Regions from separate parts of the Homo sapiens genome. Here regions 2 and 3 are each linked to region 1. A link is a contact called in ENCODE Hi-C data. All regions are on one chromosome and are shown on one strand. The core of a region is the stretch at or near the end of the contact, and the rest is flanking DNA. Distances in the headings are between cores, read along the strand shown.

What was found. A loop is a pair of places that touch in the nucleus more often than their neighbours do. Pooled maps may share reads with other maps.
Region 2: a map of CD4-positive, alpha-beta T cell shows a loop between it and region 1 (9-fold over the local background). The contact joins the promoter of EXOC6 here to the promoter of PCGF5 in region 1. A Hi-C loop is called at or near these places in 3 of 168 maps with a recorded cell type or tissue (CD4-positive, alpha-beta T cell, CD8-positive, alpha-beta T cell and naive thymus-derived CD4-positive, alpha-beta T cell) and 12 of 50 pooled maps.
Region 3: a loop to region 1 is called in a map of naive thymus-derived CD4-positive, alpha-beta T cell, with 7 times the contacts of the local background. The contact joins the promoter of KIF11 here to the promoter of PCGF5 in region 1. A Hi-C loop is called at or near these places in 2 of 168 maps with a recorded cell type or tissue (both naive thymus-derived CD4-positive, alpha-beta T cell), 1 of 37 single-sample maps with no recorded cell type and 12 of 50 pooled maps.

What each region holds. Positions count from the first base shown.
Region 1 is chr10:91,218,768-91,222,671 of GRCh38, forward strand. PCGF5 (polycomb group ring finger 5) reads left to right here and starts at 1,896. Exons shown (of 10, transcript NM_032373.5): 1 at 1,896-2,069. RefSeq lists an enhancer at 1,436-1,505 and silencers at 1,696-2,005, 2,076-2,535, 2,225-2,519.
Region 2 is chr10:92,846,279-92,850,182 of GRCh38, forward strand. EXOC6 (exocyst complex component 6) reads left to right here and starts at 2,242. Exons shown (of 22, transcript NM_019053.6): 1 at 2,242-2,356. The coding sequence starts at 2,256. RefSeq lists silencers at 2,059-2,208, 2,349-2,688.
Region 3 is chr10:92,591,457-92,595,360 of GRCh38, forward strand. It overlaps KIF11 (kinesin family member 11), which reads left to right and starts at 1,674. Exons shown (of 22, transcript NM_004523.4): 1 at 1,674-1,996. The coding sequence starts at 1,920. RefSeq lists enhancers at 389-478, 1,289-1,478, 1,509-1,558, 1,660-2,411 and silencers at 1,879-1,928, 2,009-2,078.

The DNA of each region.
Region 1 (3,904 bases), core at 646-3,145:
GACTACAGGCGCATGTCACCATGCCCGGCTGATTTTTGTTTTAGTAGAGATGGGGTTTCGCCATATTGGCCAGGCTGGTCTCAAACTCCTGACCTCATGATCCGCCCACCTCGGCCTCCAGAAGTGCTAGGATTACAGGCATGAGCCACCGTGCCAGGCCTATTATTATTTTTTTAACCAGACAAATGTTTGAGTTTTTAAACTTGTTTTTATTTTGTGTATGTGTGCATTTTTTTAAATTGGGGTGGGAGAGATGGAATGGTTGCTGAAGAAGGCAGAGGCGAAACCACAGAACACTTAACTGCAAACTATTGCTGCCTCTCCAGACACAAAGCACAGATTGCCTTATAAAAGTTGTAGTTCTCCCTCATCCCAAGTCCATTCTGGCAACCCCACCTCCACATTCATCCTCAGGTACTGCTGTATCACATGTTTGTGACCCCTTCCTTCATTGCTAACATATGTCATCCTAAAACCCGCCTTCAAGCTCGTTTCCTTCAGGAATACTGATTAACCGCACTTGTGATAGGTCACCAATCACATTTAAGCCCCCTGGACTCCACTGTTATTCTTTTAAAACATATTTAAAATAGTTTCAGACACAAAATAGGAACATACCAAGTCTTTTTTATATATTGTGGTATATATACAGTAATATCCTCCAATGCATATTTTAAACACACTAGAAGTAGTGTGATTTTTCACATACTGTTCTGTTTAGTCTCTGAAATGAAAGATATGAAGCATAAAGAGTAATCCTACTGCCATGAAGTCATTTGACCTCACTTGTTTTCTCTTACTCATTGTGATTGCTGCGACTTATGAAGTTGATCCCAGCTTGGACATTGGCATGTATGATTTTGGAAAATGGTTCTTTAAAGGACTATACGAATGTGGTCATTTAAAGCTGTTTCAGAAAATGTATTGCTCCTGCTGTGATATTAGAAATGGCAATTTTTAAACATGTCAAAGTTTGATTATAAAATGGATAGTTTAAAAAGCTGCCTTGGTCTACTGCTTGATGCATTTTAAATTTGAAATGGATCTTTGAACACTTGTATGGCTGCTGGACTAGCGGTTGTTAAGTTTGTTGGTTTGCCACTTAGAGTCATCTATCACTTTAGTAAGAAGTTAACGCCTATCAGTTGGAGAAAAAGCAAATATTTTGCATTGACAGTCTCCCCTACCCTCTATTATTGTCATTTTCTTAAGCCATCACTGCTCTGGCTTCTAGAATACACATTTTTGAATGAAGGTTTTTGCAGTGAATGGTCTCTTGTAGATCTCAAAGTCCACTAGAAAGAGTACTGGGTTTTTGTTTGTTTTGAACGTTGCAAACAGTAATGCTTCTTTACCACTCACCCTCCCCCCACCCTCAACCTCCACAACGTTCCCGTTTGCTTATAGTTGTCAACGACCATGATCTCTGGACCCACACTACAGTAACAAGTTTGTCAGTCATTTTCAGATAAGGTGCAAATCAAGGGATGGCTTTGTCCCCACTTCGGCGCAGGTGGGACAGACTTGGGGAAGACGCAGCTGAAGAGACAAATTCTCAGGGTGCGTCAGTCTCATCACTGACCGTTGCTTTTAAACCCTCCAGGGAAAATATGCCAGTCATTGTTATGATGTAAACAACCGAAGGGGTGGACGGTGAGGATAAGAAGAACCGAGATAATATTTGGCCAGAGCTACGTGTAGCACAGGGAGCCAGGGCGGCAGCTGCACCTGCGAGCAGCGCAGGCGGCAGGCGCGGCCTCCGGGCGTGGTGGTGGGCGTGGCCGGGCGGCGGGGGCGTGGCCGGGCGGCGGGGCGGGCGGTGCCGCCGGTTGGAAGTGGGTGGAGTTGCCCTTGGAGGCGGCACCGGACCTGGGCCCCGAGGCCCGCCGCGCCCTGTCGGGCCTGAGCCGAGTGGCCCCACAGAGCCGGCGCGCTCCCGCCTGCAGGGGGAGAGCAGACGGGGCGCGGGGACCGGCCAGGCCGCGGCGGGTGCTGTTTCTGTTTCACTTTCCTTCACTCTGAGGCCGGCGCGCTGGCGGGCGAGGAGCGGCGGCGGTGGCGGCCGCTGGGTAGGTACCGGGCGGGCTGGGGAGCTGCAGGGACGCCAGACTCCTCACCCAAGTTTGCGCCTCAGGCGAGAGCGACACCTCCAGACACCTGCCCTGGCCGGCCCAGCCTGGAGCCGGGAGGGCCCTTCGGGTGCAGGGGGCTACCGACCCGGGCGGGGGCTTCGGAGCTGTGCCTACCTCGGCGGGGAGAGCGGCCGGCTGCGGACGCCGGCCCCGGGAAAGGCTGCTCGCTCTCCCCGGCCTGAGCAGCGCGCCCGCGGGGCCTGGGCCCGCGCACCTGCCGGGCGGGCGCGGCTGTGCTGGGACCCCACAGGGCTGTACCGCTGGGTCCTGCCGGAGAACGCAGAAAAGTTCCCCCTTGCCCCCGCCCCGTCATTGCAAGTTCTTGCTTCCCTTAACTGTCTTGGTCACAGGGCTCTGTGCCTTAGGATCTTAGTACCACCCCAGGTCGGGACCGTGCATTTCCTCTTCCAGAGGACTTTCTCTTACTTTGGAGTTTCATGGCAAACCTGTGGGAAAGGCAAGGCAGTTAATCCCAACTTATAGAGGAGGAAGCCGAGACCCAGGCTCAGATATGAAACGGTTTGCTGAAGGTCATACAGGGGTAAGGGCCAGAACCCTGATTCCCTGTCTTTTAATTATGCTTGCTTTCTGTTACACGCACGAATACGGTTTCCCAAGAGGATAGGATGATTACACGTAGAGCCTATTCCCTGCACATTCGCAGTGGGTATGTGTTGATGGAATGCCTTTTACCTTTCCGGTTGCTTTATATTTACCAATGAGTTAACAGCTAAGATGGGGGAAAGTTCCTGTTTATAGAATGCACTTAGGAAAATCAACACCTTTCATGTTGTGTTTTCTGAGAGGATACATATTTTACAGTTAAAAAAAAAAAAAAACCTGAGACAGGAAAGTAGCATTATCCAGGTTATATATCTACTAAATATGACCAGTTTCTATTGAAGAGTTTTTGGTCTAACAAAGAAGGTAAAGAATGAACGTAACTATAAATCAAAATAAAAGGCAAATGTAATAGGAAAGAAGTAAGCATTAAAAACTAGGGAAAGATTGCACTGAGAATAGCATTGGAGAAGGGCTTGAAGGATAGGTGGCATGCAGACAGAGGAGAGAAAGGGCGTGTTGGATAGAGTGCTTAGAACCTGCAGAGGAGACGGTGGGAGAGGAGTGATCCCTTCAGGTTGAAGAAAGTTGTTGAAGGGTATATTAAGGTTAACCTGTAGAAGGTCTTATGTGACAGAATGGGAAACATTTTTCTGTTTGTAAAGAGAAGACACTGACATTCGTTGATAAGAAGACCCAACCAAGTGTCACAAAATAAAATGTGCCTCGTAGCAGAATATAAGATGGACTGCAGGTGGAGAGGTGATATACAAGTAGAGCAGCCGGGCATGGAATAGCAGAGGATATCAACTTGGTTTGACTCGTAACTGGATGAAGGGTTAAAAATGGAAATGGGGAACATTTTGATAGGGAGGATAATTACTTAAGTTTTTAATCTTTTAACTTGTATTGGCAGGGACTCCTAATAGAGCAGTCAAGCAGATAGTTAAAATGCATTAGTGAAGAGGTAAAGATATCAAACTGTAGTTAATAGCTTTGGGTGTCATTAGTATAGAGGTGGTAGTTGAGGTTCCAGGACTGGATGAATTTGTCATTATTCTGAATTATAGCAGATTTGCAAGTTAATGATACAATGAAGGATATGTTCTATTCACCTATTCACCCAATTGGGAACATGTAACACTTGCTGTTAATAGAATGACATTAATACATTATGAGGAATTTGACGCTTTTTTCTCTCATCTTTTTGA
Region 2 (3,904 bases), core at 992-3,491, 1.6 Mb after region 1:
TAGAGTTCTAGGGAAGGAATGATCAGGAAAGTAATTCCCCAGCTGGAGACATTGGTCAAATAGGAAACTGGCCTGTGCCACATGCCCTGCTCTCCTCATTTTGCTCATTATCATAGTTCACCGCAGCCTCGAACTCCTGGGCTCAAGCAATCCTCCTGCCTCAGCCTCCCAAAGCTCTGGGATTATAGGTGTGAGCCACTGTGCTCGACCTAAGAAGTTCTTGAGAGGGGAAAATAACCTTTTGAAAATTGAAACTGAAACATAAAAAAAAGAAGACAAATTTTATCCCCTCCCACAAAAAGAATGAAAAGCTAGGTCTCTCTGCAGGAAATGGAAGACTGTCTTAGCTCAATGGATGTGTATAGCTGGAATCCATTGCTCTGAAGATTCCAGATTAATAGGAAGGAGGGCATTAGCAATGTTTTATAGGGCCCTTCCTAAGTTTGGTAGGCAGTGGGTCCCACTGATGCTCACATTCTAATCCCTGGAACCTGTGCATATGTTATTTTTACATGACAAAGGGGGTATTGCATATGTGATTAAGGTTAAGGACCCTGAGATGGAAGATTATCCTGGATTAAATGGTTGGGTCCACTCTAATCATATGGGTCCTTAAAAACTGAGCATCTTTTCCAGCCTAAGTCAGAGTCAGAGGAAGATGTGACCACAGAAGAATGGTCAGAGAGATGTAATGCTGCTAGCTTTGAAGATGGAGGAAGGGGGCCACAAGCCAAGGTATGTGGGTGGCCTCTAGAAGCTGGAAAAGGCAAAGAAACAAATTCTCCCGCAGAGTCTCTAGCAAGGAACACAGACATGCTGACACCTTGATTTTTAGCCCAGTGAGACCTGTGACAGACTTCTAACGTACAGAACTGTAAGATAATATGTCTGAGTCATTTTAAGCTACTCAATTTGTGGTGATTTGTTAAAGCAACAATGGAAAACTCATACACCATGGGACAGCAATATGAGGCAGACACTGCCATTGTCATTTACAGTCATTTAACTGACATATAAAAGAACTAGGTTCTTGCCCAATGTCACACAGCTGTCAAGTGATATTAATCCAAGAATTAATGTCTTCGGACACTGGTCTTCAGAGCTCATGCTCTAACTATTGCACAATACCACCTCCCAGGATGTTTGTGGGGAGGAGGCTGGAGGTAGGTTTCAAGTAAAAGCTCACTAAGGGTGAGTGAGTTACACAGCTGGATAAAGAGCTTGGTTGACTCAAAGGGAAGCTTTTCAAAGCCCTGGATTAATGTAGAGCAGAAAGTAGTTGTTCCTCAGGCTAGGTTTCCATTCTGTTCCTGTTTAGTCTTCCTTCCTCCCTGCTTTGATCATGACAAACTGGTTTACTCAGTGTCCCACAAACATGTCATTAAGCACGACTTTTTTCTACACTGATACCTTTGTCCAAGCCTCCCTGCCTCTCTCTCCCACCTCCCTGCTGCTAACCCCCTTTCAAGAGCTCTCACCCCTTCTCAACCCAGCTACTCTGACCTGGGGGCACCTGAGTTCACGGACTTTGGTATGAATTACACATCGCCCTGGGCCTTTTTTTTTTTTTTTTTTTTTGGTATCTCTGCCATCAAGTGTCTTAACTTCTCATCATTTAATTTTTTATGTCGCTTATAATTTATTTCCAAGTTGACTGGCCGCTGTGGACTTCTTGCAGGCGGGGACATGAATCCACCTGGAGCGGTCTTCATGGTCAACTGGGATCTTTATTCGTTCCTAAAATAAATCTTACTATCACATGCAATTTTGCTTTTCGTGAGTGCATGTTTTCCTTTCTCTGACTCCCCACGACCCAGAGTACATCAGGCCCTTGTTAAATGTCCCCGTGGCTCTTATTACAGATTCAGGGTGATGATCTGAGTGTCCACCTTGCTGATTACTACGGTACCCCCGCGTGTGGCACAGGGTGTGGCACACACAGAAGACAAGGAGATATGTTAAAGCCCAAAGGCCAGGCACAAGACGCCCAGGAGGGACTAGTCGCGAGAGAGGGCAGGAGGCCAGCTGGGTACCCGGCCGCCGCCCGTAGCCCCAGCTCACAGCCCCCGCTCACTCCTGCAGGTGCGGGGGCGGGAACCGGGTCGCGCGCCTTCTGCCCGGCGTTCCGCGCGCCCCCGCGCCGCCGGCCCGAGCGCCCCGCCCCCGCCCCGCCCCTTCGCGCTCGCGCCACTTGGAGCTCGCCCCCGTCGTTCCCGCGGCGCCGCGCCTCGCTGGCTCCTCAGCTTCCAGCCAAAATGGCGGAGAACAGCGAGAGTCTGGGCACCGTCCCCGAGCACGAGCGGATCTTGCAGGAGATCGAGAGCACCGACACCGCCTGTGTGGGGCCCACCCTCCGGTAAAGATCTCATCCCACCGGGACTTCGGCCCCCCGCCCCACGCCGGCCGCTCCTCACGAGCCGGGCGGGGCGTCCGCCGCCGGCCGCGCGCGAAGCTCCCCGACAGGTGGTGCGCGCGGGGGCGGGCGGGGGCGCTCGCGGGTGGCGGAACTCTAGCCGGTACCCGGGCGGGACCGAGAAGGCGGCTGCACCTGTCGGCGCGGCCTGCCTCCACCGCTGTAGCTGTCACCCCGCAGCCGGTGGGTGTGGCTGCTGCAGGGTCTCTAACCCCGGGCCCCGCGCTGCGGCCCCGCGTTCTCCTCCTGGCTGCGGCCCCCGGGCCCGAGGACACTTCTGGGGCCTGCCCCCGTCTCGCTCGTGGTGGGGCTGAGGGCTGCTCGGCCGCGGGCATGCCAGGCTAGGGTCGACAGCAGGCACCCGGCGTGACGGAGGTGCCAGGTCGCGCGCGGGTGGAAAGCCTGGCGCGCCGGGCTGCCGCGGGCGTGGGAGAATTGAAATTGAGCGGGAGACGCCGGCCCGCTTTCCCCCTACTCCCCCGCGCGGCCGCAGTGGGCGAGAAGAGAGCGTGGGCTGGAGAAGAGAGCGTGGGCTGGAGGAGAGCAGCTGCTTGCTGCTTGGGAACACGCTAGGGTGACCCTGCGCTCGCGGGATCTAAGCTGCTTTGGAGGCAGAACAGCTTTTACTTATTTACAAACATTTCATTAAAATTGCATTAATTTTTCCGTTTAAATCGAGTTCCTCCCCATTCATTTTAAGAATAGTACTAGGTAATGCATATTCCATGCCAAACTGAGTACCTGCTGTTCCAATAGAATATTATTAGCCAGGCAACGTAATGAGCCATGGGTTAGGTTAGGCACTGTCTTCAAGAATAAGTTCCTTTTACATATAAGGTTTCATCTTTTGGAGTGATAATAATGATAAATGAAGTTATTATTCACTTAGGGAACTTGAGACTGATTATGCTTTATCATTAGTATTCTTCAGAATACACTTCCTAGAATAGAGCGCTGTACAGTTTGTGGACCTGTGAATATAGTGTAAATTGAAGCCAGTTCAAGTTATGTAAATACACCTTGCCCTTAAGAGTCAGGAGGCCTGGGTTCTTGTTTTGCCCTAATTCTGCCTCTGATGAAATGTGCAGTCATGGAAAAAAATTATTTAACCTCTCTGGATCTCGGTTTCCTTATTTGTAGAATGGGGAGGGGAGAGTATTCAGATGCCCAGGAAACTCAGAACATTAGGGACCTTGCCTATTTGTTCACTACTGTATCCCTAACACCAAGCATGTGGTAGGCATGTTATAAATTTTTGTCACATAAGGTTTCTGCTATGATATGATAATGCATAATTAGTGCATTTCCTTAATTTTCCAACATTATTATTTCTTTTAATAAACTGTATACTTGGTAATGAAAGAAGTAAGATTAAAAGGAAGCTTTGTTTTCATCACTGCATCTTGAAACTGAGAGTGCAGTGTGTGATAAAGTTACTAGAGTAGTTTATTTGTGAAAATAGTACTGGTTATGAAGGAGGTGCTTCATCTT
Region 3 (3,904 bases), core at 424-2,923, 1.4 Mb after region 1:
TCTCAAGGCGACTGGCCAAAAAGGCACCCCTCTGCGCAAAAATAAAATTGCTTTGCTAAAAATCCTTTGTTCAAGTGTTCAATTTCCTTAAGATTTTAAAAGTTATTCATAACAATAGGCTCCTGTTTCAGTATTTCCTGGTGCGGCGTACCACACCTACAGCGGTCGAGTCACGCCAGGCACTGCCAAGACGCCGAAAAGTTCTCCCGCAGCAGGCCGGAGGTGACCGACGGCGCGCAGGCCCCAGCGAGCGCTGCATGCTGGGATCCGTAGGCCGGGGCGGCGGATGTTTGCGCAGCTTCCTTGAGATGCCACCGCCCGCTGCGCCGCGCAGAAACGGGGAGCGCAGCGCACCCGCGGCCTGCGTCACTCGGTCAGTGCAGTCGTTCTAAAATCGAGGCGGACCCTGCTTTCTTGCCTGGAGTCACTTAGAGATGATGACTAAAGGATAAATTCAGAGTCCTCCAAATGGCGTCCAGTGTCCATTTCATCACGATTTGGAACCTGTAGTAGCCTTATCGCTTAACACTTCCTAATTATTATTATTATTATTTTCTTTTTGAGAAAGGGCATTGCTCTGTCGCCTATGCTGGAGTAATCCAGCGACATAATCCCGGCTCACTGCAGCCTCTATCTCCCGTGTTCAGCGATCCTTCTTCCTCAGCATCCCGAGTAGATGGGACCAAAAGGCACGCATCACCACACCAGGCTATTTTTTCCCCTCTATTTTTTGTTGAGACCCGTTGGGAGGCGCGGGGAGGGGGGTCTCCCTATGTCGCCCAGACTGGTCTCAAACTCCTGGAACTTAAGTTATCGTCCTACCTCGGCCCGTTAAAGTGTTGGGATTACAGGCCTGAGCCACCGGGCCCCAACATTAATTATTCTTCAAGCCTATTCTGGACCGGGCGCGGTGGCTCACGCCTGTAATCCCAGCACTTTGGGAGGCCGAGGCGGGTGGATCATCTGAGGTCAGGAGTTCGAGACCAGCCTGGCCAACATGGTGAAACCACATCTCTACTGAAAATACAAATATTAGCCGGGCGTGGTGGCACGCACCTGTAATCCCAGCTACTCGGGGGCTGAAGCAGCAGAATCGCTTGAACCTGCGAGGCGGAGGTTGCAATGAGCCGAGATCGCGCCACTGCACTCCAGCCTGGGTGACAAGAGCAAGACTCCGTCTCTCACACACACACACACACACACACACACACAAAGACTATTCTGGTCTCTGCCTCCGGGATGGCGGCTCGCTTTGGACCTCTCTTCTGTGCTTCTACTGCCCTCTCTTACAATTCTCTAATAATTATAATCATGGCGAGTGCTTACCATATATTCCAATCTATTTACTTCCACAAGCTCATTAATTCTCACCCTAACCCTCTGAGATGGTTACTATTATTTCCTCTCTGCAGCTGAGGGAATTTTGGGCTAGGGACGTTATGTAAGTTGAGCCACGCTACGCTAAAAGTTCCACACTCAATTCTAGCGTCTCGGCTCTGGACTACCAAGTTCCGGAGCAAGCAGACAGACCACCTCTTTACGTTCCCGTAGGCCACGCTCCGGGGGCGGGGCTCCAGTGAGGATACTGCATCCCATGGTGCCTTGCGCGCCAGCGCAGCCATTGGTCCGGCTACTCTGTCTCTTTTTCAAATTGAGGCGCCGAGTCGTTGCTTAGTTTCTGGGGATTCGGGCGGAGACGAGATTAGTGATTTGGCGGCTCCGACTGGCGCGGGACAAACGCCACGGCCAGAGTACCGGGTAGAGAGCGGGGACGCCGACCTGCGTGCGTCGGTCCTCCAGGCCACGCCAGCGCCCGAGAGGGACCAGGGAGACTCCGGCCCCTGTCGGCCGCCAAGCCCCTCCGCCCCTCACAGCGCCCAGGTCCGCGGCCGGGCCTTGATTTTTTGGCGGGGACCGTCATGGCGTCGCAGCCAAATTCGTCTGCGAAGAAGAAAGAGGAGAAGGGGAAGAACATCCAGGTGGTGGTGAGATGCAGGTAGGGAGAGGGCTGACAGGATTCCGAGCGCTGCGGCTTCGCTGCTGGGCCCCCTACTGCGCGGTCCAGGGAGAGGGATTTTATTTGCATTTCCTGAGGGTCCCAGTTTCTTGGTTCTCCGCGTTCTGTTCAATAAAAATGACACCCGGTTGCTGTGTGTATGTGGTTTTTAGGAGAAAATAACATGTTTGATTTGATCACTGTTCCATACTGAAAAGTGCGTTCTTATGTTTAAACTATAGTCAATAAAGATGTAGGTGTCACTTTTATATGCTACTTCATGTAGTTTGTCAGTTTGGAAGTAAGACTGAATACCTATTTTGCAGATGGTTAAGCACTTACGTTGGTATTATTACCTCTAAAAAGCAATCAATCACTGTTCTCTTTATTCTAGATGCAATATTTTCTGCATCCCTACTAAACAAGTAAACATCTCTGTCTTTAAACATTAAAAATTAATAAAGTGAGTTTATGTTTTTTAAAAGATCAAGACAAGTTAAGCTAGTGTAAATTTCTGATTGTGCTGCAGTTTTCCCTTTCATCTGCGTGTTTGTTCATAGACCAAACTAAACGGATATTTCGAGATAAAGGGATGTGGAGGGGTGTTCGGCCCTCCCCTGACTGGTTTCCAAATAACTTCCCAATTTTAAAATAAGCTAGAAACTGCTGCTTAGTTAGAATTGATTTATTCAACTTTTTAGAGGCTCTCCACAGTTTACTGAGTATGTGTGTTTTGTGTGTCCGTTTTTGTGGCTGTTAACAGTTGCTGTTGCAACTTTTCTGTAAACCCCAAAGTATTCTAAAATTAAAAGGTTATTTTTTAGAAAAACTTGTATCAACAAACTTTCTTAGGCTATTGTTTACTCAGCCCTGGTAACTTGAATTGTGGATATCGAAGGTGATGACTAGGTTTCTAAACAAGGTGTCAGAGAGGAAATTGGGTGGCAATCTTAAGTCTAGCCAGTGACACTTACTAGTTGTTGTACTCTGGGGCTTCTGTTAGTAGTTAGTTGTTTGAAGATTTTTATTTAAAAATGCAGTGCATATAACAAGTGCAAATTTTAAAATTATTTTGGTTGTTTAATAAAACCAGGCAATATTACCTTTTCCGTATGCATTTATTTAATTTCTTTTTTAATGTTAGTTACAAAATATTTCAGACTTACAAAAAGTTATTAAGAACAATGTAATAAACATTTGTATATTCATCACCCAGATTAAGAAACAAAACAATCATTGCTGGAGCCCCCCTTTTCCCTCTCCATCCCTTTTCCTCCAGCCACTGTTAACCATTATCTTGAACTTGATGTTTATGATCCGTATACATTTCAAGTCTTAGAAGAGATTTACTTTATCACCAATGAATAGAATAGTTCTTTGCTTGTGTCTAATATTTACAATAATTTTTGTGTAAAGAGATTTTTTTTTTCAGATTAGCCTTTTTCTTTCAAATAGCCTTCCTGGTGCGTCTGTCATTAAGCATTAAGCTTTAGTAAATAGGCAACTTATGAGTTGCGAGGTCCTCAGGGGTTGGTAAGCCTTTTCTGTAAAGGGCCCAGAGAAATAAATATTTATTTTATTTAAATACTTTAGGCTTTGCAGATCACATGTGGTTTATCAGTTTTTTTTGAGACGGAGTCTCGCTCTCTTAGGCCGTAGTGCAGTGGTGCAATCTCAGCTCACTGCAACCTCCGCCTCCCGGATTCAAGCAATTTTCCCACTTCAGCCTCTCAGGTAGCTGGGATTACAGGCGCACACCGCCATGCCTGGCTAATTTTTGTATTTTTAGTAGAGATGGGGTTTCACCATGTTGGCCAGGCTGGTCTCGAACTCCTGACCTCAGAGAATCCACCCACCTTGGCCTCCCAAAGTGCTGGGATTATAGGCGTGAGCTACTGTACCCCTTTA